Regions from separate parts of the Homo sapiens genome. Here all the other regions are linked to region 1. The links are chromatin contacts, found by Hi-C or POLR2A ChIA-PET in ENCODE. All regions are on one chromosome and are shown on one strand. Each heading gives the region's core, a stretch centred on a gene start or an enhancer-like site at or near the end of the contact. The rest is flanking DNA. Distances are from core to core; before and after follow the strand shown. Region 1 has its middle 26 kb from the start of RGL1. Region 2 overlaps RGL1 (ral guanine nucleotide dissociation stimulator like 1). Region 3 overlaps RGL1 (ral guanine nucleotide dissociation stimulator like 1).

Region 1 (4,103 bases), core at 190-2,689:
TGCGAAGAGGGCAGGGGTCTGATCATGAAAGGCCATGAAGCTTTGTACCTCCTGGGGAGAGTTCATCCACAAAAACATGACCCCCATCTGTCACTGTTAGCGAGGTCTCCATTTTTTGTACTAATGTTGTGGTGCTTAGGAAGCAATAATTCAGTGCTTGAAGTCTGATGGAATGCTGTGGTTTCTGGGGAGCCCAGAATCATGGTGCTGCTATTTTTAATGGACAGAAACTTACTGTATTTCAAGTGAATAAAATGAGCATAGAGGTTTTGTCTCCTACACATTTTCAACCTAAGGACTTTTATAGATGGATCGAAGCTGTCCTGAGCCAAAGTGTATCAGTTCTGCCTACCATCAGCAGAAGATATTAGCAGTGGTTTGTTTAATTTCTTTTTGGACTTTCAGAGAAACAGACTTGAAGATAGCCTTTGGGAAGCTAACTTGTAAGTACATAAGCTTTGTAATACAAAGTTAACTTTATCTTAATTTTCGTATACTGCTGACATTTTCTTGCATCAGATGGATTATGTTTGTGTCCCGGATCTTGAGGTTAGCCAGAGTTTGTAAAACTAATAAATAATTTTACAATCTGGAAGATTTTTCTTTTAACAAAACCAATGGCATGTGTCCATTATCCTATGGAGCTAGGACAACTTGAGTTTGGTTTGGAGAATCTAGAACACAGTTGCTCTGGGGCAGGGATGAAGGAGGATTACATTCTAATGACAGTCATTTGCAATGTCTCATCGTGTTCAAACATAGGACGATTACACAAGGTTTCATAATGGAAAATAAGCGGTCCAGATAATTCAGAATACACAAACCATTTGGTGACCTTGCCTGTGACTCCTCAGGGAGGGAGCTCATAGGAAAACTGATGATCTGAGATTGTGATTTGCCCAAAGTTGCAGAATAACATTATACTCTAATTCCCAACTGTTGCTCTATGGACTTGGTTTTTACAATTATCTAAGATTTTCAAAGACTCTAAGCTTTGCAAACTCTAATTACATGACAAAGTTCCTGGCCATTAGCTTTTAATTTTAGAGTATACTTTTTATTGTCGTTTGAGTTTTATGTACTTTTTATTGTCATTTGAATTCTGCATGATGATAGTCTTCCTTTCCTTCACTCCCTACCCTGATCTTCCTTTCTCCCCAACCCTATTGATACTGAGAAAATTAACATCTCATTTGGAAGTGGGATGTTTGAAGGGATAGATTATCTTTACAGTTTGTTTCATGTGTCCAAGAAAATTTTTAAGCTGCAGCTCGGGGTAGCATTTTTCTTTCCTCCAGCTCTGTATTTTTTTCTTATTTAATGTGATCAGTAGTTCAAAGCAGGATCTATTTATTTTTGGCTCACTTTCCACCTCACTGGTTGTGACTTTTAGATGTGTATGTGGATTTTGTTCTCACAGGAAGATCTAAGGAGACCCTGTTATAAGCATGGGTTAACCGCCATAAGGCACAGCTGGTGCAAATCAGCATGATGCAGCATAGCTTAGGGTTATTGGCAGCGCTTGTGTTTAGAATTATACAGTAAAGAAGAAAAGGGGCTCTGTACTATAGGATAGGAAAGAAGGAAAAATCTAGCGGGGGAGAAGGGAGGATATCAAACATAAACAGGAGAGGGAAGACATAAAAGAGTAGGGGTTTTCCTAGTGACCTCATAAACAAGTAGTATGGGGAAAACTGTATACTATGTAAAGTTTTACTAAATAAAATGATGTTTATATATAATCCTTTATGGTTTCAGGGATTTGGGACACCTTATTTTATATGATATGTTTCTGTCCTTTATGGGGGTAAACAGAGAAACTGTGGGGAGGCTTGATAGCCCATGGAGAACTGGGAGGGTTCTTTAAAGAAGTTGGGGAGAATGGAAAATCTAGGATGGGAAAAAGGGTCTGGATTCTATATTCCAAATTCTCTGTCCTCAGTCTGATTTGATGTATGTCATCTATGGTTCAGCTACATGTCTCAGGTTTTGGATCAAAATATACATGGTCAGCATAAGTCTCTCTGAGCAGATTGACATATTTTCCCAGATCATTACAAAAGAGGGCTCATCCTTTAGGGAATTGTCTGCATCTTTCCTGAGGCCTGGATTCAGTGCTCCTTTGAAGACAAATGGGCCGTGATAGGTGGAGCAGTTTCTGTAAGAGATGGTCCTGTGCCAACCCCCTGGCAGAATTGTACACCTGGCACTGGTACAACTGGTGCTCCGCTTAGACTTTTCTCTCAGTCTTTCATGGACACCTATTAGGTGGCTGGGAGGAAGAAAGAAGGGGAAACTTCCTCCTCCCCTGGAGGACAGACTGCTATCAGTAAGGAAGCTGTGTAGCTGTTCATTAGAAGTGGTGATTCTTATTTGGAGCATTGCAAAATTTCAAAATTTTCCCTTCCTTCCTTCCTTCCTTCCTTCCTTCCTTCCTTCCTTCCTTCCTTCCTTCCTTCCTTCCTTCCTTCCCTCCCTCCCACCTTCCTTCCTCTTCTTTCTTTCTTATAGTCTTGCTTTGTCGTCCAGGCTGGAATGCAATGTCACCCAGGCTGGATCTTGGCTCACTGCAACCTCTGCCTCCTGGGTTCAAGAAATTCTCCTGCCTCAGCCTCCTTAGTAGCTGGGATTTCAGGCATGTGCCACCTCGCCCAGCTAATTTTTGTATATTTAGTAAAGATGAAGTTTCACCATGTTGGCCAGGCTGGTCTTGAACTCCTGACCTCAAGTGATCTACCCACCTCAGCCTCCCAAAGTTGCTGGGATTACAGGCATGAGCCACCGTGCCTGGCCAAAATTTCTTTTTATTATCTTGAGATCAAGACGTGCTCAGGTTTCACGATGAGTGTGTAAGATGACTCTCGATGCTAATTCTAGGACAGTGTGTGAGGTAGCCCCCACAGTTAATTCTGGGTCAAGGTGAGTGTGTGAGATAGCCCCAAAGTTTGCTCTAGGTCTGGGTTTGTGGATTGTGTTGGAAACTTTAAAAAACAAGGACTTGTGTAGAAGTTTGAGGAAAGATAGTTTGTAAATTTGTATCTTTTTTTTTTTGAATGATAGGAAAGCATCAGTGTTGAGTTCTGCAAGCCAATTGAAAACAGAAGGTATTTTATGCATAGTGTGTGGGTGAAGAATGTATTTGTGAAGGAGGAAATGGGTCAATTGAAATAACTATCAATTCATAAAAGAGAAAATCAGTATCTAATTAGCATGAAGAATGCTCAGATCAAATAGTGTCTAAAATGTTGATTCAGTTTAGTTTTATATAAAATACTTAGTGAGATATAAAGGATATAGAATTTGATAAAACTCACCTTGATTCCAGTTTCCTCCCTGGGAGAATACCTGTGAATGGGTGCAACATTCTTAATGTGCTGGGTGACTTGATTTTTTGCAAATAATTATTTTGGTGGAAATGTGGGTTCATAATGTTTCTAATATGCTTTGCGTCATTTTTCAGGAGCATGATAAATTTGAACTGTTACATCTATTTTACTTTGGAGCAGTCCTCCTTGTCGTCAAGGGCATCCATTTTTGAAACAGCTGTTTGGATTGAGGGATACAGGATGTGGCCATAAAGTAGATCAAAGTTAATTGGCCCTCAGGGTAAACAAGCTCATGACCTTGGCCTCATTAGCCCTGTGCTGTAACTAGCTGAAGTAACCTGCCCTGGGCAGGAAGTTTGCTTCCCTGAAGAAGCTTCAGCATTTAGAAATTATCCAATAAGTCTTCTCATTTTGCCAACCTGCCCTCTTCTGCCCCAGCACTGAATGCTTGGATGGTGAGTGAGAAGAGGGGGAGATTCAGTGCTTTATGGGATTACCATCAGGTAGGAAAAAAAATGTTAAAGTCATGCTTATTTTATAGGATTTGTATACAGGCTTGAGGATAGGTTTTGGCCAATAGAAAGCCTCTACATGTGTCACAACAAAAGGTGTATGATAGGTGATACTTTCAGCGCGGTGGACTCTTTTGAGTCTCAGTTTTGCCTTACCTCTTCATACTGTCTGGATAAATAATGAAATATGCCACAATAGCCCTGACCATGAAATGGATTAATGAAGCTGCAGTTCAAGACTGTACACAAGAGTAAAAGACATTTT
Region 2 (4,449 bases), core at 598-3,097, 65 kb after region 1:
TCTAACAAACAAACAAAACAAAACAACCCAGTGCAGACAGAACCTACTTAAGAAGCCTTTTCTGACACCTCCTTTACACTGGGCCCCTCTTGGTGCTTCCCTCCATGTCTTGCCTCTCTCTCCACCATTTTACTCACATTTTATTGTAATGGTTTCTTTGTGTCTGTTTCCTTCACCAGACTGAACAACTTGGTTGCCAGAACTGCATGCTATTTACCTTTATATGTCTAGTACCTTGCACAGTGCCTGGCACATAGTACCATTTAGTTAATATGTAGCTGAATAAGTAGATGAATAAATGGAAAAGACAGCCATTGTGTATGTGCTAGTAGCATAAAAATACAGGATACACAATTACATTTCAAATTCAGATAAATAACAAATAGGTTTTTTTAGTATGCATAGATCCCAAACATGGAATGGGACATACTTATACCACATAGTATGTAATTATTCATTATTTCTCTGAAATTAAAATTTCACTGGGCATCCTGTAATTTATCTGTCAACCCTAACCTAGCAAAAAAGTGACTTCCCACCCAATATTAGGTTAGCACAAAGGTGATTGTGACAAGTTTTGGTTTAAGTTTTGTTAAGTTTGCCACTATTTTTAATGGCAAAAGCCATAATCACCTTTGCACCAACCTAATAAAAGTTCACACAAGGCAGAACCTCATGTTGAGCTTGACATCATGGGCCCTAAAGTATTTTCTAGACTTTACCTTAACATCTCTGAGTGTCCTGTGTGTAAATAGTCACTGTAGTACTCAGGTGTATTGGCCTTGTCATGTTCTGCTGGGTGTCATTACATACATGATTTCTGCTGAGAGAATGATGCAAATTTTGTTGCATGGCAAAGAAATTTATGCAGTTGAGTAATATGGAGAGATGAGCAGAGCTTATTTGTGAGTCAGCTTGTGGGTTTTCCTATACAGGTGGAGTATCCTTAATCTTAAAACCGAAATTCAAAGTGCTCCAACATCCATGCTTATTGCAGTGTTTTGCAGTTTGGATTTTCAGAATGGGGATACTTGAATGGTAAGTATAGTGGGAATATTTCAAAATCTGAAAAATTCTGAAATCCAAACCACTTTCAGTCCCAAGAATTTGAGATAAAAGATCCTCAGCCTGTATTGTGGTGGTTTGTTGTTGCTGGATAGTGGTTGTAGGGCATATGAAAAGGAAGCATAAAACTTACTTTTGGTGTTTGGGGATGAATGTAGGGATTGGGTGTGGGTTTTAGATTTTTGGAGGGAGTTAACAGCTGGAATAGTACTCACTATTTACTTTGCTGCTCAGGCCAAGATGCCTGAGAACTGATATACTGAAGAGTGATCATGGTGTGGAGGACTCCATACTGTCTCCATCCTAATGAGGTTGTTTGCTTAACACGTTCCCTGTTAAACTATCAGATGACTGAATTATTATTTTGATTGAAGGGACTTTTTTTTTTTTTCAAATTAGAAACACCCAACTGGTTAACAGTTTATGTTTTAGAAGGTGAAAGAGTTTATTTTTCCATGACTGGAAACGGAATTGAAATATGGCATCTTTCATCTCTCACATGCCCTTTTTCCTCTCCGTCTCATGCCAAAATCGATAATTATGGAAATTACCTGGTAGGACACTTGGGCACAGTTTTAGATATTTACCCCATAGGACTCAGACATGTTCTCTTAGAAAAAGCTGGATTCTAAAGGCACAAAGATCAACCAAAAAAACAAACATGAAACATTTTTGTGGTCACAGTACCGTGATCTTGTCAGTAAAGCGACGGTCTATGATTAAATCCAGATTGAGCTGTTTCCTGTTAGCGTGCTAACCCACAGGACAGGCTCAGGCCTCCGTGTCTTGCTTTCTAAGTCTGGGTTATTAAGCACTTGTCTGACAAGGGTTCCACCCCTTTCGTCTTCAACTTAATAATTCAAAGTTACTAAGATAATATAAGCAAAAACAGGTCCTAAAGTCTCTTAAAACACTTACAGACCTATAGGAATCTTTTCTTGCAAAAATGAAACTTTTAACATTTTAGCTTCTCTTGTCGGGCCATATGGCAGAGTATTTTTTGTGTTTCCCCTCTGTACAGTTTCATTTCAAAATAATTTCAGTGGTAAGCAGATCATTTTAAGTTTTTGTTTCATAAGAAATGTACTCTATTTGAATGTTGGCAAATTAGAAGTCATCAGATCTTTCCCCTGCCATAATAAGCAGGTATTAGGATATTTAGCAGTTCTACAGAAAATGACATTAAGCAAATTCTCTGATAACTTAACATGCATTGTTATTTTGTGTGAGAATGATTGTAGGCACAAGAGCAATTCTATACTTATTTTATGATATTGTCATTGATGTTCACTTTGAAAATTATTTTTTAAATCTAAATTTTCAAAATATTTTATTAGTCTTCTGTTAGGTCATATGTGGTTCTTCCTAATGCACAGATGCAAACCCTGAGGAACAAATACTGTTAAAGGGACTTACAGGAATCATGTATGCATATTGAAATTTTTTCCGAGTAAGAAAGTACTGAAAGAGAGGGGCTGGGTTAATGAGAAACATAATTCCATTCCCAAGGGAGAACCCTGGCTTTCTGCCAAATCTCTGCTTTCTGGCAGGAAATGGGACCCACTTCATCAGGTCCTTTGACAAGCATTTTTCTCTGTGTTTGAATTTTGGGACACGTCAATACTCGGTGAAAAAATAGTTCTTTTAAATAATCATCACTTTTGATAAGAAGGATTTAGAATTAAAGTAGAGTTTCCATTGTAAGTAAAATAAGAATCGTCAAATTTCAACATTGTTTGGTAAGGGAACACTGTTATTATCACAAGGCGAGGAAGCTTGATTTAAATCAGAGTTTGACTATCCCTAACCACTGAGAAGCCATTCCTTTTATTGTTGTTAATATTTAACATTGAAGTATATTTTCATGTTTTTTTTTGTTTGTTTGCTTTTGAGATGGAGTCTCGCTCTGTTGCCCAGGCTGGAGTGCAGTGGCACAATCTCCAGCCCACTGCAACCTCCGCTTCCTGGGTTCAAGTGATTCTCCTGCCTCAGCTTCCTGAGTAGCTGAGACTACAGGCACGCACATTACACGTGGCTGATTTTGTATTTTTAGTAGAGATGGGGTTTTACTATGTTGGCCAGGCTGTTCTTGAACTCCTGACCTCAGGTGATCCACCCCCCTTGGCCTCCCGAAGTGCTGGGATTACAGGCGTGAGCCACCGCTCCCATCCTGAAGTATATTTTCTAACTGCTACTTTTGAATATCATGCAGGCTGACAATTATTTTGGCCAGGTCTTTTGAAGTGACAAGGTACAAAACACAAAACATCCTGACATTTTTGTATTAATAAAGAGATCAAAGGAATACACATTTGAAAATAAAAATTAACATTATATTTTATAATGTTTTGATTTTTCTTTTTTAAATGAAAAGTGGTAAATATGAGTTAAGTTTTAAATGCATTACAGTAATTTAATAAGCCAAAATTTTTCAAAGTATGTGCATTCTGAAGTTCTGCAAGATGCTCTCAGACTAAAGAGAAATCCATCTGGAAATGCTGCATACCATACCCCTCTCTTGGAGTTGAATAACACCGTTGGCATATGAGAAATTCTGCAGTAAAGAGATATCATTGACTTTGTTGAACTCTATAGTTCCCAAACTTGACCATAGGAGTTTTTTTTGGAACTAGTGTTTTACGGCACACACTTCAAGCAACAGTGAACCAAATAATTAATAACATGTAGAATTCTAAACCATATATCTTTTTCACTTATTGTTTCTGATAAAGTTAATTGGAACTTCTGGGGAACAGATGGGTACTACAAGGTTTGTTCTAAAACTACATATAGAGTGATAAAGAACAGCTATTAGACCCTGATCTGAGTCAACAGTCTTAAGAGGCCTAAAGAAATGTTTGCTATTTTGCCTGAACCAGATCCCTCTCCCTAGAAAACTTTCAGAAATTAAATAAAGAGATAAAGCCATCTACCACATAAGCTGGAGTCTTAATTTTAATTCCTGTTAGCGGTTTGACATGATGACATTAAGCTATTCTAACCCCCTTCTGAAAGCAGTTGCCACCACTCTGGTCTTTCTGAAAGCAATCCATCTGTTAGTTTCCTTCCAGTAGTTTGATTTCTGACAGGCCAGGTGAAGGAAAAGCAAACATGCTACTTAGTAAGCACAATATCATCATTAGAGATCCACTTCTTTCTTCTTTGTGTCTCTTCTTTAATTTTCACATGTGACTATTTCAATTTAGGAAATCTGACATAAAACAATTACAATTCAACTTGCGATTCAGATAAACCGCCTGGCGATTGTTCGCATCACTTAGGATTATTTTTGCTTTAGAAATAGACCTCCTCTCTTTAGAGCAGTTTCCTTAGTGCCTATGAAGGATGAGTTAAACTTTCAAAATTGCATCTCTGTATAATTTG
Region 3 (4,096 bases), core at 1,207-3,706, 110 kb after region 1:
TTTATGTCCCCTTAAATATATTTTTCCTTGAGCCCCTATTGATAGGGCATAATGTTACATTCTCTTTTGCTGTCTTTGATTAAAGAGCAGAGACACAATTGTGCCAGATAATTTGCCTTGAGTCTTCAGGTGGTCTGTTATTACAGACTTCTTAGTGTATTATGAAAGTCAGCAAGAAACAAAGAGTGTAAGTTGCATAAACAACTTCTATTTCTCCTATTCTAAATCGAGCTTATTGCTCAGCAAGTAAGAGATACAAAAGAAGTTGTGAGTGAGATATAGTGTAGAAGTTCTCTGTTTTTTTAGAATGATAAGGAATTATTTTTTTTTTTGCCATAAGTGTCACAGCATGTCTCAAAAGCAGACTGTCTACCCCTAATTCATTCAACTACTTTGGCTATAGTGACAATATAGCATCTGTGTATGTGACATAGTGGGGCTCAAGCGATGACTTTTGGTCCAAATTGAATGTAAATTGTGCATTTATGTAGTAATAAGAAATGCAAGTTGAATCATTTGAAGTATATTTCAAATCCCATATCATGTGCTAATAAAGCCAAGGGCTCTTACTTTTTTTTTGGTGATATCACTTCCTAATACTGAGTATGTTGTATCTTTTACAATTGTGTAGGGAAATGTAATAAAATAATGAGGCTTACCAGTGGTTTGCTACCAAGATTTATTTTACCTTTCCTGCATTCATCGTAGTCAATTTCTATTGAAAGGATATTTGAAAAAGAAAATTTTTCTGACCTAATATGACTATATTTTCTTGGACTGCCCTTAATGGTATGTTTTTACTTTTGCATCACATCTCCTGGAAGATGCCTCTTTTTCTAGAAATGGGACCAGATGCCTTTTGTACTCCTTTAAACCCTTAGTTTAAACCTCTTTTTGAATAATGTGTTCCATGTGTTTATTTCAATTTGCATGATGTATCTGTTCCTGAGTTCCTTTTTTTATTGCAAGTTTCCTGATTTTTAGAATATAACTTTTGTGAACCTTTGTTGAACCATGCTCCCATAGGCTTAGTTTCCAGATTGCAATTCAGAACATTTCTCTTGTTCTCTCTCTCTTCCCCTCCCTCCCTCCCTCTTTTCCTCCCTCCCTCCCTCCTTCCCCTCCTTCTTCTCTCTTTCTCTTTATATCTTTCCAAATAAGGGGAGGACATTGAGGCATTTAAAAAGGGTGGACATGACTTTTATTAAGTACTTTGGCATTTACTCTAAAGAAAATGTTTGAGGGTTTGTTTGGCATAGTTTTCAGTGTCCAGATTTTGGCATGCTAAATTAGAGTGCTGTTTTTCCTTCGTATTCAGGATTAACATTTCTTTGTGAAATGATTCTCGAAGTGATTTACATTTATGCCCAATCACTCTGGGACTTCTTACCTGAGATACTCTACACAAAACCAAATACGTGCTCACATGGTGTACTCACTTGTAAACACTGGGCCTAGTACGCTGTCATGTGCCTGTATATGAAGCATCTCCTTTGACATAAGGCCTGGTCCAGTCTCCTCACGTTGCTACCTTCCCCATGCCAGCCAAGAATGGGACTTTCTCCCTGTCTGTTTTGCTGTCCCTGCTATTCAGTCACAGGACTTTGACTCCAAGGTCACTAACTGCTGATGCTACAGGCTCCTTATGGTAGCTTAAGTTTAAATAGGGAGCCTCTCTCCTTACCCAGAAAATGGCATCCAGAATGTTTCCTGTTCTCTTTCTATTTTGTTTTAAAACATTGCCAAAATGAATTTTATTTTAAAAGGCCGAGTTATTTTGGAAGCATTGAAGTACCAAGGTGTTTTTGAATGTTTATGGTTGCAGGACAAGCCAATTTGAAACCAAATGAATGTGTATAAAAATATCCCCCCTTGGCTAAGAGCATAAAAGCCAAAGTTCAACTTGTGGTGAATTTTTATTGCCAAATTATATACACCTCTGTGGACAAGGGTTGGTGATGAGATGTTCAATACCATCTGACCTCAAAGTGGCTGCTGCCCAGCTCATTTTGGGATCTAAAGAAGATCTAAAGTGCATATTTTTAGGACATCTGTGTGCTTTCAGCAGAAGAAAGTTGCTCTTTCTAGCATAGCTCTGTAGACTTACCTCCATTAGTGTTTTTACTAGGAAAGCTGGAAACTATAAAACTGTAACAACAACACAAAAAAATATATTGACGAGAGAAAAACAAGCATACTGTGCCAAAATCTATAAAGTGTTTCGATGACTGGGGTGGGAGGAAGGAGCCACTTTTTGATGTTCACTATTTATACAGCTGCCTATTTTGTGGTAAGAATTCATAGCAGCTGTGATACCTCTAAAACAGGAAACCACCAAGTCATTGTAATATTGATAGTTAAATGCCTTTTATGTTTTAATCACTCCCCATGCAGGAATGTAGACTCCTGAAGAATTTTTCCTCCTTGAGGGCCATCGTTTCGGCACTGCAGTCTAATTCCATCTATCGGTTAAAAAAGACTTGGGCTGCCGTCCCAAGGTAAGTTCCCAAGTGTTTGCTCTGCTTTTCTTTGGCCGGGATAATTAGTGGTTGTGATGAGTCCTCACCTTCAAAGCTTGTATCGCATAACTAGAGAAACATATTTGAAATCCTCTGTGTGTTTCAGGCAGGGTGCATCTTACACATAATCATTAATGACTTTTGAGGCAGGGCTCCTGCAGAAATCAAACTCATTCTAAGTATACCAAAGCCAAGATTATTGGCTTTGGGGATGATTTGAAGGATGTGCTTATTATCTGGATTTTGAGGGATAAGGTTGTGGAGTGATGAAGTTACAGCAATTTGCCATTACTTCTGGTTATTTTTCAGCCTCACTACAAAGCCCTAAGCTATTTTAGGACTCAAGGGGTAATGTGTGCAGATAGGACATTAGTTCTTGATGTTCAGTAGGAAACTATTTAGTTGTCCTTTTAGTTTCAGCATTTTAAAAACTATCTTATTGGCATTAAAAACCTTTAAATGTTCTTTCCTAAGTACCTGAAATTATTAACTGGCCACATCCTATGCTGTTTTTCTTCATATTTCTTGGTGCAACCGTTGGAATAATTAACAACTTGGTTTCCTGATTTTTGCACTACTGCCATCACTTCCATTTCCGGAACTTCACTGTAGATCAAAGAACTTTGTGCAAAGGAAGGAAAGGTGAGGGAGGGGGCAGTTCTGATTCTCTGTCACTACAGATTTAGAGGCTGGGGATTGTGTCATGAGTACAACTAGGCCAGCTACATTCAACAAGTTTGCCCAGGTTTGAACTAGTCAGGAAGTTAGGCTATATCAGGGAAGAATCTATAAATTCTGTATGGTCTATACCACATGTGGTATAGTCAGTTTCAGTTAGGAGGAGAGGGATGCCAGCTGGCTTCCCAGCCAGGCTGCCTTAGTGGGGCAGAATGGAAGGTCTGGGTCCTCAGTTTCATAAGTTTACTCAGAGTTGATCAAGCCCTAAGAGACTGGCATTGTTTGAATTTGCAAGAGCCCCAAGCTGGTAAACCAGAGTTTCATAAATTTATGCTGAAAAATGAGTGCCAGAATCCTCAAGCTTGCTGATAAGCTCATATTCTCGTTCAGGGGATAGTCTACTTGGTGTAAGCCAAATTATTTATTAGGTGATTCTTTGATGGGTAAAAAGAAAAAAATAAAGTGGATGTTTATAATGCCTCATGTTACAGAGCTGTAGAAGCCACAGCTACTTGCACTCCAAAGCTCGTGCTTTGTTTATGACATCAATATTTATCAGTAGAAGAACTAGCAGGCTTTTCAAAGACCAATGCAATTTTCTTGATTATTATTCTTTTTTTAGGTTCTTTCTTCTCTATTTTGAATAATCAAGGTGATTGTGTGTATTAAAGAGAGATTAGTTGGTTGATTTTCCTCTGCACATTTCTCCTTAAGAACGATGGGGTCATATAAAATCATTACTTGATAGGCCCTGGTGAAATGCGATGGGAAAATCAGAAGCATGCAGTGTCCCCACCCTTCACACCTCCACTTCACCTCTTCTTTCCCTTACCACCACTCTCCACTCAACTGTAGTATAGTATCAAAAACAAAGGGACAGTCAAGTGTTAAAATGTAGC

What was found. Hi-C counts contacts between places; a loop is a spot of excess contacts on that map. ChIA-PET counts read pairs that join two places held with the same protein, here RNA polymerase II (POLR2A). Pooled maps may share reads with other maps.
Region 2: a loop to region 1 is called in a map of A673, with 5 times the contacts of the local background. The contact joins two enhancer-like sites. A Hi-C loop is called at or near these places in 2 of 168 maps with a recorded cell type or tissue (A673 and OCI-LY7) and 2 of 50 pooled maps. POLR2A ChIA-PET finds 5 or more read pairs at or near these places in 2 of 52 experiments (B cell and IMR-90).
Region 3: a map of A673 shows a loop between it and region 1 (5-fold over the local background). The contact joins two enhancer-like sites. A Hi-C loop is called at or near these places in 1 of 168 maps with a recorded cell type or tissue (A673). POLR2A ChIA-PET finds 5 or more read pairs at or near these places in 2 of 52 experiments (A673 and activated B cell).

The regions. Positions count from the first base shown.
Region 1 is chr1:183,776,757-183,780,859 of GRCh38, forward strand. It overlaps a transcript of RGL1 not described here. Among named protein-coding and RNA genes, the nearest start is that of RGL1, 26 kb to the right of the region's middle. Within about 2 kb of position 1,440, at least 2 of the 41 ENCODE cell types and tissues checked have a DNase peak (open chromatin) inside an H3K27ac peak, as active enhancers do; they include A673, where a contact is called at or near this core.
Region 2 is chr1:183,840,890-183,845,338 of GRCh38, forward strand. The region is part of intron 2 of RGL1 (ral guanine nucleotide dissociation stimulator like 1); the gene reads left to right. Among named protein-coding and RNA genes, the nearest start is that of RGL1, 38 kb to the left of the region's middle. RefSeq lists an enhancer at 899-948. Within about 2 kb of position 1,848, at least 18 of the 41 ENCODE cell types and tissues checked have a DNase peak (open chromatin) inside an H3K27ac peak, as active enhancers do; they include A673, where a contact is called at or near this core.
Region 3 is chr1:183,886,080-183,890,175 of GRCh38, forward strand. It overlaps RGL1 (ral guanine nucleotide dissociation stimulator like 1), which reads left to right. Exons shown (of 18, transcript NM_001297671.3): 8 at 2,395-2,498. Among named protein-coding and RNA genes, the nearest start is that of RGL1, 83 kb to the left of the region's middle. Within about 2 kb of position 2,457, at least 3 of the 41 ENCODE cell types and tissues checked have a DNase peak (open chromatin) inside an H3K27ac peak, as active enhancers do; they include A673, where a contact is called at or near this core.